Linked DNA regions of Homo sapiens: region 2 is linked to region 1. A link is a loop called in an ENCODE intact Hi-C map of the cell type or tissue named here. Cell type or tissue: K562. All regions are shown on one strand. Links, peaks and the distances in the headings refer to the core of each region. The heading gives the core; the rest is flanking DNA.

Region 1 (5,369 bases), core at 94-5,093:
AGACCTTCACAATGCAGTCATAAGATTATCCTGAGCTTCTGAAAGCCCCCTGGCTCCAGAGAAGAGAGCAATCTCTGGCTGCTAAACCTTGAGTGCAAAGGCTAAGGGCACGCCGGGGCCAGAATGCCTGGGTTCAAATCCTAGCTCTGCTATGTATTAGCTCTGTAACATTGGGCAAAGTACTTAACCCCTGTTTCCTCCTCTGTAAAATGAGGATAACTATGGCCCTATAGGGCAGAGTCGTTGCCTAGAACAGTAGAGAACTCAAAATTAATTTAGCAAGGGGCCCTCCTCTGCCCAGTGGGATGTGCTACTATTGACCCCATGGGGTTCTGGAAGAAATCAACATGCTACTACAATGGAAGGCATTTGAAGGAAGTGGAAAGTTTTCACAGAAAGTAGCCCAGAGACATGCACAGAGTGCTGCTCTCTGTGCAGACCAGAAACCCCAAAGATTTGTGCCTCTTTCTGTCAGAATGCAGCTTTCTGGAGCCCACCGGGCTATAGAAGCTGCATGGCGTCTGGAATGGGAATGGGTTGGCCTAGTCTTCCCCTGGAGGTATGGAGAGGAAAGGTGACACTTTCAGGCTTTGTGCAGGACAAGCAGAGAATATCACTCAAATCCAAGCTGGCTGCCCTGTGGGGGACACAGGCCCATGCCGGCAGGCCTGGGGAGAGCCACCGCTTGCTGAGGTTAGGCCAGCACCAGTGGGTGTGAGGAACCCACCTCCAGTCTCAAGAGCAGGGTTGGGCTTCCCTGGATGGGGAGGAAAGGGTTAAGCCGGCTTGGGCTCTGGAGGGAAAGCACTCGGCAGCTATAAACAGAGAGCCTAGGGAGGGAGGGGGCTGACAGGATGTGGCCAGGGCTCGAGCTGTCTGATTATTAACTTCACTTTTATTTGGAGGGGGATTTGATTCTCTGTTTTACTTCCCATCAAGGAAGTGAAAGCCCAGGTCTCAGAGGGGCCTGGTTTCAAATTGTTTTGTCACAGCTCATTTATTTTTCCTTTTAAATAAATAAACAAAACCACCTCTTTGTTTTCCCCTTAATGAGCATTCAGCAAATCATCTGTGGGTGAGGCATGAACGGGGTTTTCTGGAGTCCTTCATGGGAGAACATTTGGCTTATTATTTTAAAAGGAAAAAGCAAGGATGTCTCCTTTAGCTCCCAGTCTTCTCCAAGGCTGTGAAGGCACTTTCTCTTTTGCCTCCTCTGAAATACCGACCTAGACCAGCGAGGAGTCTGAAATCACAGCCTCAAGCTCGGCCAAGGCCCCAGGAGCTTCCTTGGTTGGACCTTGGGGCTGGACCCGCAGCCTGCCATTCCATCTGACAGGCCCTGACCCTGAGGCCACGCAGAGGAAGCACCCAGCACGGGCTCAGTGGTTTGTCTTCTTGCTTGGGCTCAGACCCATGGCTTTTGTTCCTCTGACACCCTGACATTTCTACTAAAATAACAAAGCAATTAAACACACAAAAGGATTCCATGACAGCCTTAAAAAACACCATTACATGTTCCTTTACCCAAGGTTGAAAACATTTGGGAACTTGATTTCCAACATCAAAATCCAGATCAAAACCCATTCAACAATCCCATGATCCCCTTGCAACAACCCTTTCCTGGCCAGTATCACAGGGTGCCGACCCTCACAGGGTCTCACAATTCAACAATTCAGTGAGAGAGGATGCAGCAACAAAGACTGTAACGAAAAAACAAGAGAGTCTAGGGTCTCACATCAACAATTCAGTGAAAGAGGATGCAGCAACAAAGACTGTAAGGGAAAAACAGGAGAGTCTACAGCTGAAGCTACTGCTACTCAAGGTGGGCAGAGAACGGAAGAGACGGATTCTGTTGGAAACTAAGAGGGGAAATCCAGGAAGGCTTCCTGGTGGAGCTGATCTTTAAGCTGAACCTTGAAGGACTGGTAAGATGAACGGATGTTCTGGAACCTGAGAAACACCCAAGTACCAGAGAGACAGCATCCATGTGTGAACTACTCTAGACAGAGGCAACAGGCGTGGTGGGGCCTGGGGCTCCTCAGAATGGCACCTCAAGTCCCCATGGTGGTCAGGGACTGGAATGCATCGGCCGCCTGCAGCCAGCTCCGCGGGGCCAGTCCCTGACCTCTGGCTCGGAGATTGGTGTGCCCGGTGAAGGAGTTGCCCAAGCATCTTAGGCAACCAGATACTACGCCTGGCCTTGGACCCTGCCACTTGCCTGCCCCACAAAAACCTGCTGACCGCTGTGACCTACTTTAACGCCCTCTGACTTCCCGCTCTTTGAATATGGGGCAAAAAGAAGAAGGGCGACTGGCACCATCCAATTCACTTGAGGCTCGGAGGCTCAGGCCTGCCTTCCTGGCGGCTACTGGGGTGGCGTTTCCCAGCACCCCCGGGAAGCTACCAAGGTCCAGGGCTCTCCTGGGCTTCTGCGACGCCCACGCACTCCTGCGGCCGAGCTTCGCGGTCGGGCTCTCCCGTCGCCACCCCGGCGTCTGCTCAGCCGCGAGCGAGAACCAAGCCGGGCCGGGCGCGGGGCCCGGGCGAGGCCGCCAAGATGGCCGACGCGCTCGGCAGCGCGCGGATCACGCGGGAAGGCTGCCCTTGGCCTCCCGGGAAACAGCCAAGGTTCCGCCGCCCTCCTTGGCGCTCTGCCCCGGCCGGCCTGCCGGGATCTCCTCCCCGGCGCGGTCTGCGGCTCCCGGGGCCTCGCAAACCTTCCAGGCCCGAGGCCATCCAGACGTGCACACCAGGCCCGGCCCGCGAGGGGAGACACAGGGGCCGGGGCTGCGGCGGCTGAGCTCCCTGGGCGGCTCGGAACGCAAGGGGCCGGCGAGCCGACGCTGCTGCAGGAGGCTGCGGCGTGGGGCGAGGTTCTCGCTACGGCTTCGTTCCCGTCCTCCCGCGGCCGCTCTCCCCCGGAAGCCCTCGGAGGCAGCACGATGGACGTGGCCACACTGCCCTCCAGTGGCCAGCTCGCCGAACAACACGTCTGGGCCCCTTTTGGGGGTCTGGGTGACGTGTCCACCCTCTCTCTGCCCTTTGCTACATTTGAAGGTGGGGTTTGCTCATCCATGGTTCCTCTTACAGGTCACCAAAGCTGCCACAGTGCACACTCACCCAACAGCAGGGGATTTGCCGCCTTCGGTGGTTCTCAAACTTCAGTGTGCACAGGAATCCCCCCTTGGACAGTTCTTTCAAACCCGGATTGCTGGGTCCCCCAACCAAGTCAGAGAATTTGCATTTCTAACAAATCCTCAGGCGATGCTGAGCTGCTGGTCCGCTGGTCCTGGAGCCACACTTAGAGAACCACTGGCTCGGCTCACTCTTTCTCTCACGGGGTTTCTGTCATCTACTCATTTAATACAGAATATGTCCTGCTAGCCCCGGAGGACGAGTGGACGGAACAACTTTCTCACCCCTCGCGGAGCTTAGTCTAACGGAGGAGACAGACTTGTTTCAACAAATCACCTAGAAAGAAATATAAGATTCCATTTGAAAAGACTTTCAAATTCCTATGAAGGAAAAGAATCAGGTGCTCAGAGAACATATATAAATGGGGCACTCATTTAGATTTGGGATGGGAAGGTTCTTGAGGAAGACCTCTCTGAGGAAACCCTTAAGCTGAGGCCAGGAGGAGGGATGAGGTCCTGAGGGGAATGGGGAGGGGACTGGAACTGGCAGGAGGAGCAGGTAAGATGCAGACCCTGTCTGTAGAAGCAGAGACTGGTAGGGGGCCAGGCAGGGGGTCACAGCCTCCTAGGCCCATGCCTCTGGTACCCACAGAGCTGCCTCCTCAGAAGGGCAGCATCCAGGGGAGAAGAGGGCCTGCCTGCATGCTCAGATCTTAGCTACCCCCGTCAGTGCCAAGAAGAATGCTCCACCTTGAGGAACCCCAGCCAGGTGCCCACAGCCCACAAACTTCTCTTTGCCTGAGCAGATTTATGTAGGTACCTTCTGTAAGGCCTGAAGGGCAGTCACATCTGATGGAACCAGGTCTGCTGAGTAATGATGAACAGACATGATGTTACCATCTACCCATCAATGCCCTCAGTGTGCCATCTCCTCCCTCCTGCAGTCCAGGATCCAGCTGTTTCTCCAATGAGCATTTTTAAGCACCTACTATGTGCTCTGCACTAGGATCACTGCAATGCTCTGTGGGGCATGGCACAAAGAGGCCAGCCTGCCCTAGGAGGCGCCAAGCACCCTGGAGGGCAGGTAGGTGGAGTACACCCTCCCCGCCCCAGTCTCAGCTCCAGCCTGCTGTGTGCACCCCCACCCCACCCAAACATCCCTGGGGTCACTCATTGCAGGTGGGCCAGGCTGACAAATGGCAGCCAGGAATTCTAGTGTTCTAATGATTCTTACTTTGTATCAATGCCAGCTTGATGGCAGGGGCCAGGATGACCACCAACCACTGCCACTTTATCCCTTGTGCTGACAAGGAGGTATCATCCCATTAATCCTGTTACCTTGCTCAGTCCCTTCTGTCCCGTTTTCACATCTGAAAAATGTGGGGTGCGGATGAGTTGTGTTAGATGATCTCCAAGGGTTTCTGATCCATGCCTAGCCCACCAGTGCACTGTTGGAGAGATGGACGAGAACAGCCCTGCCCAATGACCCCATGACCCTAGCATTATGCAAAGCAAGGCCTTTGTCGTTAACAGACTCCAGGTTAGGGGAAGGGAGCGGGGAGCAGCTGAAAAACTATGTGCAGCTTTAGAATCAATCAAATCAATCCAACTCTATTCCTGACTCTGTGATAGCCAGTAAGTGGTTTAACTTCTCTGAGCCTGTTTCCTCATCTGAGAAATGGGAATAGCATGGTACCTACCTCACTGGGCTGTTCTGAAGATTACTGATAATAGCTACCACTTAGCAAGTGCTTGATCCGTGCCAGGCAGCACACTAGAGGCTTCCCATCCACTCCATGAGGTCATGTGCAGAAGTACTGGTCCCATGCCAGCAAGGAGTAGGGCTCCATCACAGTTGTTAACGCATGACACCCCTACTGCTCTGCACACATATATTTATGTAGTCCTACGGCCCTACTGCTCTGCACACATATATTTATGTAGTCCTACGGCCCTACTGCTCTGCACACATATATTTATGTAGTCCTACGGCCCTACTGCTCTGCACACATATATTTATGTAGTCCTACGGCCCTACTGCTCTGCACACATATATTTATGTAGTCCTACGGCCCTACTGCTCTGCACACATATTTAACAGGCGAAGGGGCTTAGCAAGCTCTTGGCACATAATAAGCACTCAATAAACGGTGGGCTTCATCATTAGCCAGAGAGAAGGGACTCTGTGAGGAGGTCCTACAGAAGGAGAAATATGGAGAAGTGGGTGACCCAAGA
Region 2 (5,369 bases), core at 226-5,225, 290 kb before region 1:
TGCATCAAGAACATGTCCATGGAGACCAGGCTGATGGAGTTTTTGTTTGGATTGTTTTGGGTGGCAGGGGGTAGGGGTAAGGGCACATGGAGCGTTTTGTTTGAGGTACTTGAAAGGGAGATGTCAAGTAGGCAACTGAATATCCAAATCAAGAGAGTCTGTAGTGGAGTGGTGACTCAAGCCCGCACCTGGATGAGGTCATAGGGATGGAATGTCTGAGGAGAGGCAACAGCTGGGGCCTGCTCTCTGGGCCACCCATATGCAGAGCTCACGAAGGAGGCACTCCCAGAGAGGAGGGAGTCCCAGAAGCCATTTACAAAGGGTATTTTATGAGTGGGCAACGTGAAAGTACCAACATCAGAAAAGCACCTCAGGACCTCCAGGTCCTGACTCCCCACTCCTCCCTTCTCATGAGCCAGGCAGGCTGTCTGCAGGCCAGCCAGTGAATTGAACTGGGGCTCTCAGAGTCTGAACAGCTGGCCATGTCTTGGACAGTGCTTCATGACTCTAAGTTATTACTTTCTGTTCCTTTCCTAGTCCCTAACTCAGACCCAAGCTCTTTGCTCCCTGGAGTTTCTAAGTGTGTAGGTATTAGGAAGAGAGCAAATAAACCAGTTCACACAGATGTATGAATAATGTTTAACCAGCCAGTTCTCTTTGAGATATATTGTTGTAAAGAAGCAAAACTAAATGTCTAATCTGTGGAATTTCAGGCAACCTTATACGTTTCAGGTGGTGCCCTTGAGAGGGAAGACCTTTTGAGCTGGGGCTGCCACCCTGTTCCCTTCTAGCTTCCCTGCACTGTTCCTGCAGCAGCTTCTTTTCTTCCTCCATTTCTGAATCCCCAGAGTCTTGAAAACCTCCAGAATTTTCAGAGTGGTTCCTTTGGCACCAGTGGCCATGCATCTGACAATTACAGTAGCTAACATTTATATGTAATTGTTAGCCCCTCATATTAAACCTACATTAACCCTATGTTAAATGAAGTTAACCATAACATAGGGTTGCTGTGACTTCACAGCAAACTTCAGCCCTATGTTAACTGACTTCACAGCAACGCTATAAGGTTGGGTCGGTTACTCTTCTCTGGGTGAGGCTGTGGCTGGATGAGAGATGTTTGTTAGCTGCCTGTGGACACACAGCTGGCAGGCTGAAATTTGAAGCAGCGTCTTGCTCCCAGTCCACACTCAGGGCCGTGTGAGTGGGATGTGAGCCTGAGTCTGCCCTCCCTTGGGTTTGCTGTCCTGAGAGAACAAAAGCAAATCCGTGTTCTGGTTCTCTGAGATAGCTCTTACTAGACCTGGCTCAGTTTGACCCCTTTCTGCTGCTGGAAAGGAGGACAGTGCAGGTCAAAGCCCTGGTTGCTGATTACAGACAAGATGGGAGTCATGTGGGGTGTCAGCTTCTGTCTCCTGAGAGAGAAAACCGAAAAATGCTACCTGAATTTCCAGGATGAGGTTGAAGGCACAATCTTTTCAGGCCAAATCTCTTGGGCAGAATTGAAGAGACTGCAAAAAAAATATGGAAGTTACCCTCACCGTTTCTGGGATGTCTGAATTCCTCCCTCTCTGGAATGGAGCCGCTGGAAGGCTCCATAATCCTCCCTCTCCTGGCTCAGAGGCCCAGCTACACTTTCTAAAACAACCCAGAGCCATCTGATTTCAAGCATGTACCGGCTCGTGTGTGGAAGACAGTAATTACCTCCATTCCAGTTAGGAAAGCTGAAACCTGCCTTTTTCATGCCTCAAACAATTATCGAAGTGCCTTTTGAAGCTCTGGATAGAAGAGAAAAGCAAAACAAACCAAAGAGCCAATTAGAGCCTGGGATTTGAGGGTGGCTTAGTTTTGTGCAGTGGGACTTGGGAGGAACTGTGGGAGAGGGTCAGAGGTCACCCCAAACCTCCAGCTGCCAACCAACTTTGCCTGTGCCAAAAGAACATTATTTTGCATTGAAAATCAAGGCTCCTCTCCCTGACTCAGGAACAATTTGCAGGAACAACCTCTGCATCAGCTGTGAAGAGGGCTCCCTGATTAAATAAGGCCTGGAATGCATTTGATGTTGAACAAAACAGTTCTCTGACAGCTTTTCTTACTTGCCATTAGAATGCTTCCCCTTCAGCTGAAACTTGGTAAGATAAAGTGAATCCCCGGGGACCCTTTTGTTTTGGTGTACATATTTGAGGAATTTTTGTGGCCTGTGTTCCATTTGGAGTTAAGGTTCTTGGTCCCTGAAGTTCTTCCAGGCTTGGTGGTAGAAGCTGGCAATTCAGAGGCAGGCTGTGATGAGAGTAGAAAGCGGATACCAGGCATGAGGGCAGAGGAGAGCAAGTGGCCCTGCCCTGGGATGGGAAGCCTGAGGGCTTTTTTACAGTCCCCAAGGAGAGTTCCCTGACATTCAACACTGCCACAAGGCGCAGAGTGGAAAGTGGAGTTGGGGCATGGTGGGGTTGAAGCTGGATTAGAATGGACTTGGCCAAGATCTGTTCGTGATGTCTGGGGTGGCCTTTTGGATTAACAGGATTTGATTCACTGTGAAGGCAACGTAGCACTGTCTGGGAGGTTCCCTTTTGAGTTTGGGTGAGAATCAGGAAGACAGCCAGCACCAAAGAGCCCTGAGAGAACCCACTATGCCTTATTTACATCCCTAACCCAAACTGGATAGAGGAGCTTTCTCTTGGCCCTGGCATAAGTGCCCGGCTTTCCATCTGCCTATCATTTACCCCCTCAACAGTGGGCTTTGATGTCTACCCTCCACTACAAGAAAAAGCATTTGTAGGAATGCCTCTTGGTGTATGTGGGGGACTGCCCCTTAGTATAGGGAAAGTTGTCCTCCATACACAAAGGTTTTGTATCCTGCAAGTGCTGTATTTTCTATCTGTGTTTGGTTGAAAAAACAAAAACCTACATATAAGTAGACCCAGGCAGTTCAAGTCCATGTTGTTCAAGGGTCAAATGTATTCCTATAAAGCAAAACAAAGAAGCATATTGCTTAGGAATGTGTCTGTCGTGCTCAAAATGGAGTGAATATCAATGGTCTGGTGGCATCAAAATGGCCAGTTCTGTGACAGTAAAAGAGGTTTGTGTCTTATTTAATCTTTTGATAATAATAACAGCTATGGTGTATCACAGCTTTACCAAGTACCAGACACTGTTCTAAGGGCTTTGCATGGTTCACTCACTCCTTACGTCATCCCTCGGTGGCAGGTGCTGTAATTATCCTTATATTGCAGACAAGGACATTGAGACAGAGGTCAAGCCACCTTCCCAAGGGCACACATGGCATCTGCACTGCTCCTGACCGACCGACAGAGAGAGCTGCTGTCACGATCCTCAAATGAGCTATGCATGTCAAAAGTTTAAAAATAAAAAAGATAAAAACATGCACAAAATTTAAAAAGTAAACCATTTCAGGCTGGACAGACTGAAACTGAGAGATGGCCAGAGAAGAGTATGAAAGATAAATCTATGGACAGAGTAAACCCTGACTGGCTTGAAATTAGGGCCCTTACTCCTCCACACTCCTGACGGGTTGGTTCAAGACCAAGAAATAGAAGCACATTGTGAGTTCTACGCTGCTGCCCTGGGAAACACACAGGCTAAACACACCCACAGGCTCGAGCTGGCTTTGAAGTTGTGCCTAACAGATCCGAGATGCATGATGAAGGAATGTTCTGGATGCGTTCTTCTGAGATTTTAGAACTGAGTTAACTCACGTTCTCCTACAAACTGTCCCTTGTAGTCGCTGTTCAGAAGGATTCCAGGCTGCCTGTGTCAATGATTTGACCCCACAGGATGGTTCTTTTTTAGGTTCTGACAGGGAGCAGAAATGAGTTTTTTGACTCAAGAAGATGGACGTAGCTGTAGTTCTTTAAAAACCATTTATGTGATTTCCAGTGTTTTCTCTGAGGCAGGTCTCCAACGATTTCTCTCCAGCATGTGGCAGAGACCACCAGCTGCTTAGCAGGCCCTCAACTGGGCCAAGAATGTTCGTGATAGGGGTTTCCACCCTTTCCATCTGTGGCCTGTGATAGGCAGAGTAATGGCCTCCCAAAGACGTCCAAGTCCTGATCCTTTGAACCTGTGCATATGTTACATGGTGAGGGAGAATTAAGGAAGCAAAAAAGGTGCTAATCAGTTGGCTTTGGGATAGAAAGCTTGTCCTTGGCCAAGCATAATCACAAGGGTCCCAGTATGTGGAAGAGAGAGGCAGAAAACTCAATGTCAGTAAAGCGATGTAAGAAAGACTCAATGGGCCATTATCAGCTTTGGAGATGGAAGGGGCCATAAGCCGAGGACTGAGGGCCACCTCTAGAAGCTGGAAAAGGCAAGCAAATGGATGTTCCTCTAGAGCCTCTAGAAAGGAACATCGCCTTCCAGATGTCTTAATTTTAGCCCAGTGAGACCCATGTCAGACTTTTGGCCTCCAGAATTATAAGATAAATTTTCCTTGCTTTAAGCCATTCCATTAGTGGTAACTTTTACAACAGCAATAAGAAAGTAATTCAAAGTTATCTGGGTTTTCAACCCTCAGGTCATAGGACCTGGAGGACATTGTCCCATGAGCTGGGAAGTGAAAATCATGGTGGTCACCTTAGCATCCTTCCCACTGACCATCTGGGAATTCTCATGGTTCTCCTGGCTAAGCCCCACCTGCATATGAGCACTTCAGCCATCAGAGTTTCCCTGCAATGGGGTCTCTTCTTGACGAGTGATGTTCCATTTCTTAGCAGTGTTGCCAGGGCCTCTCCTTAGTGTGGTCCAGACATCCTATAGCATTACAACAAGCTGCTTTTCACACCCACACTCGCCCCAAATGCCAAACACTTCCAGCCAGCACAGGGTCTGGGGGATTTTTCTCCCCTTCCAGATAGCCAGCCACAACTTCAATGAGCTCCGGCATATGGAATTAGCATGATAGAACCATGACATGCCAAGTGCCGGGAGCCAACCTGAGCCATTCTTGGGTTTGAGAAGTTATCAACTGGGAAATACTTGTGATTTACAATTTTCTTCTGTCCTCCACCATTCCATCACATGAACATCCAAGTCAAACTCCTGAGCTGGGTTAAGAAATTGGAATTCCTGAGGCTCTGGTTCAGGTTCTTACTACCTCTGTGACATTGGGAAAGTTGGTTACCATCATAGCGCCTCAGTTTTCTTATCTGTAAAATGGGGAAAATACATGAGTTAATATATGTCAAGTGCTTAGTGAACTGTCTGGGTCATGTTCAGTGCTATAAAAATGTTCATTGTTGTTGTTGCTGTTGTTTCTATCGTTGTTATTATTAAATGGGTCCCAAATCTTGAGGCAAGTCATTTGGAAAACCAGCTTGTTCGTGCTTTGCCACATATAGTCATGTGCCACATAA

The links. Peaks named below come from ENCODE experiments on the same cell type or tissue, not always from the same donor. Only the 100,000 strongest peaks of a DNase experiment are listed, where the experiment ranks them.
Region 2: it touches region 1 in a loop (4-fold over the local background); 3 of 110 quality-filtered maps call a loop at or near these places.

What each region holds. Positions count from the first base shown.
Region 1 is chr14:68,813,898-68,819,266 of GRCh38, forward strand. No RefSeq gene overlaps it. Among named protein-coding and RNA genes, the nearest start is that of ZFP36L1, 24 kb to the left of the region's middle. RefSeq lists enhancers at 1,126-1,245, 1,851-2,070, 2,151-2,380, 2,397-3,136, 3,011-3,060 and 1 more and a silencer at 2,521-2,910. In K562, for the core only: a CTCF peak has its summit at 2,962 (motif pointing left); DNase peaks (open chromatin) are centred at 814, 2,544 and 2,914; H3K4me3 peaks cover 763 bases.
Region 2 is chr14:68,520,914-68,526,282 of GRCh38, forward strand. It overlaps LOC124903334 (a long non-coding RNA gene), which reads right to left. Exons shown (of 3, transcript XR_007064223.1): 2 at 1,702-5,369; 3 at 1-1,508. It also overlaps a transcript of RAD51B not described here. Among named protein-coding and RNA genes, the nearest start is that of RAD51B-AS1, 160 kb to the right of the region's middle. In K562, for the core only: a CTCF peak has its summit at 3,303; no DNase peak of the experiment used is centred there.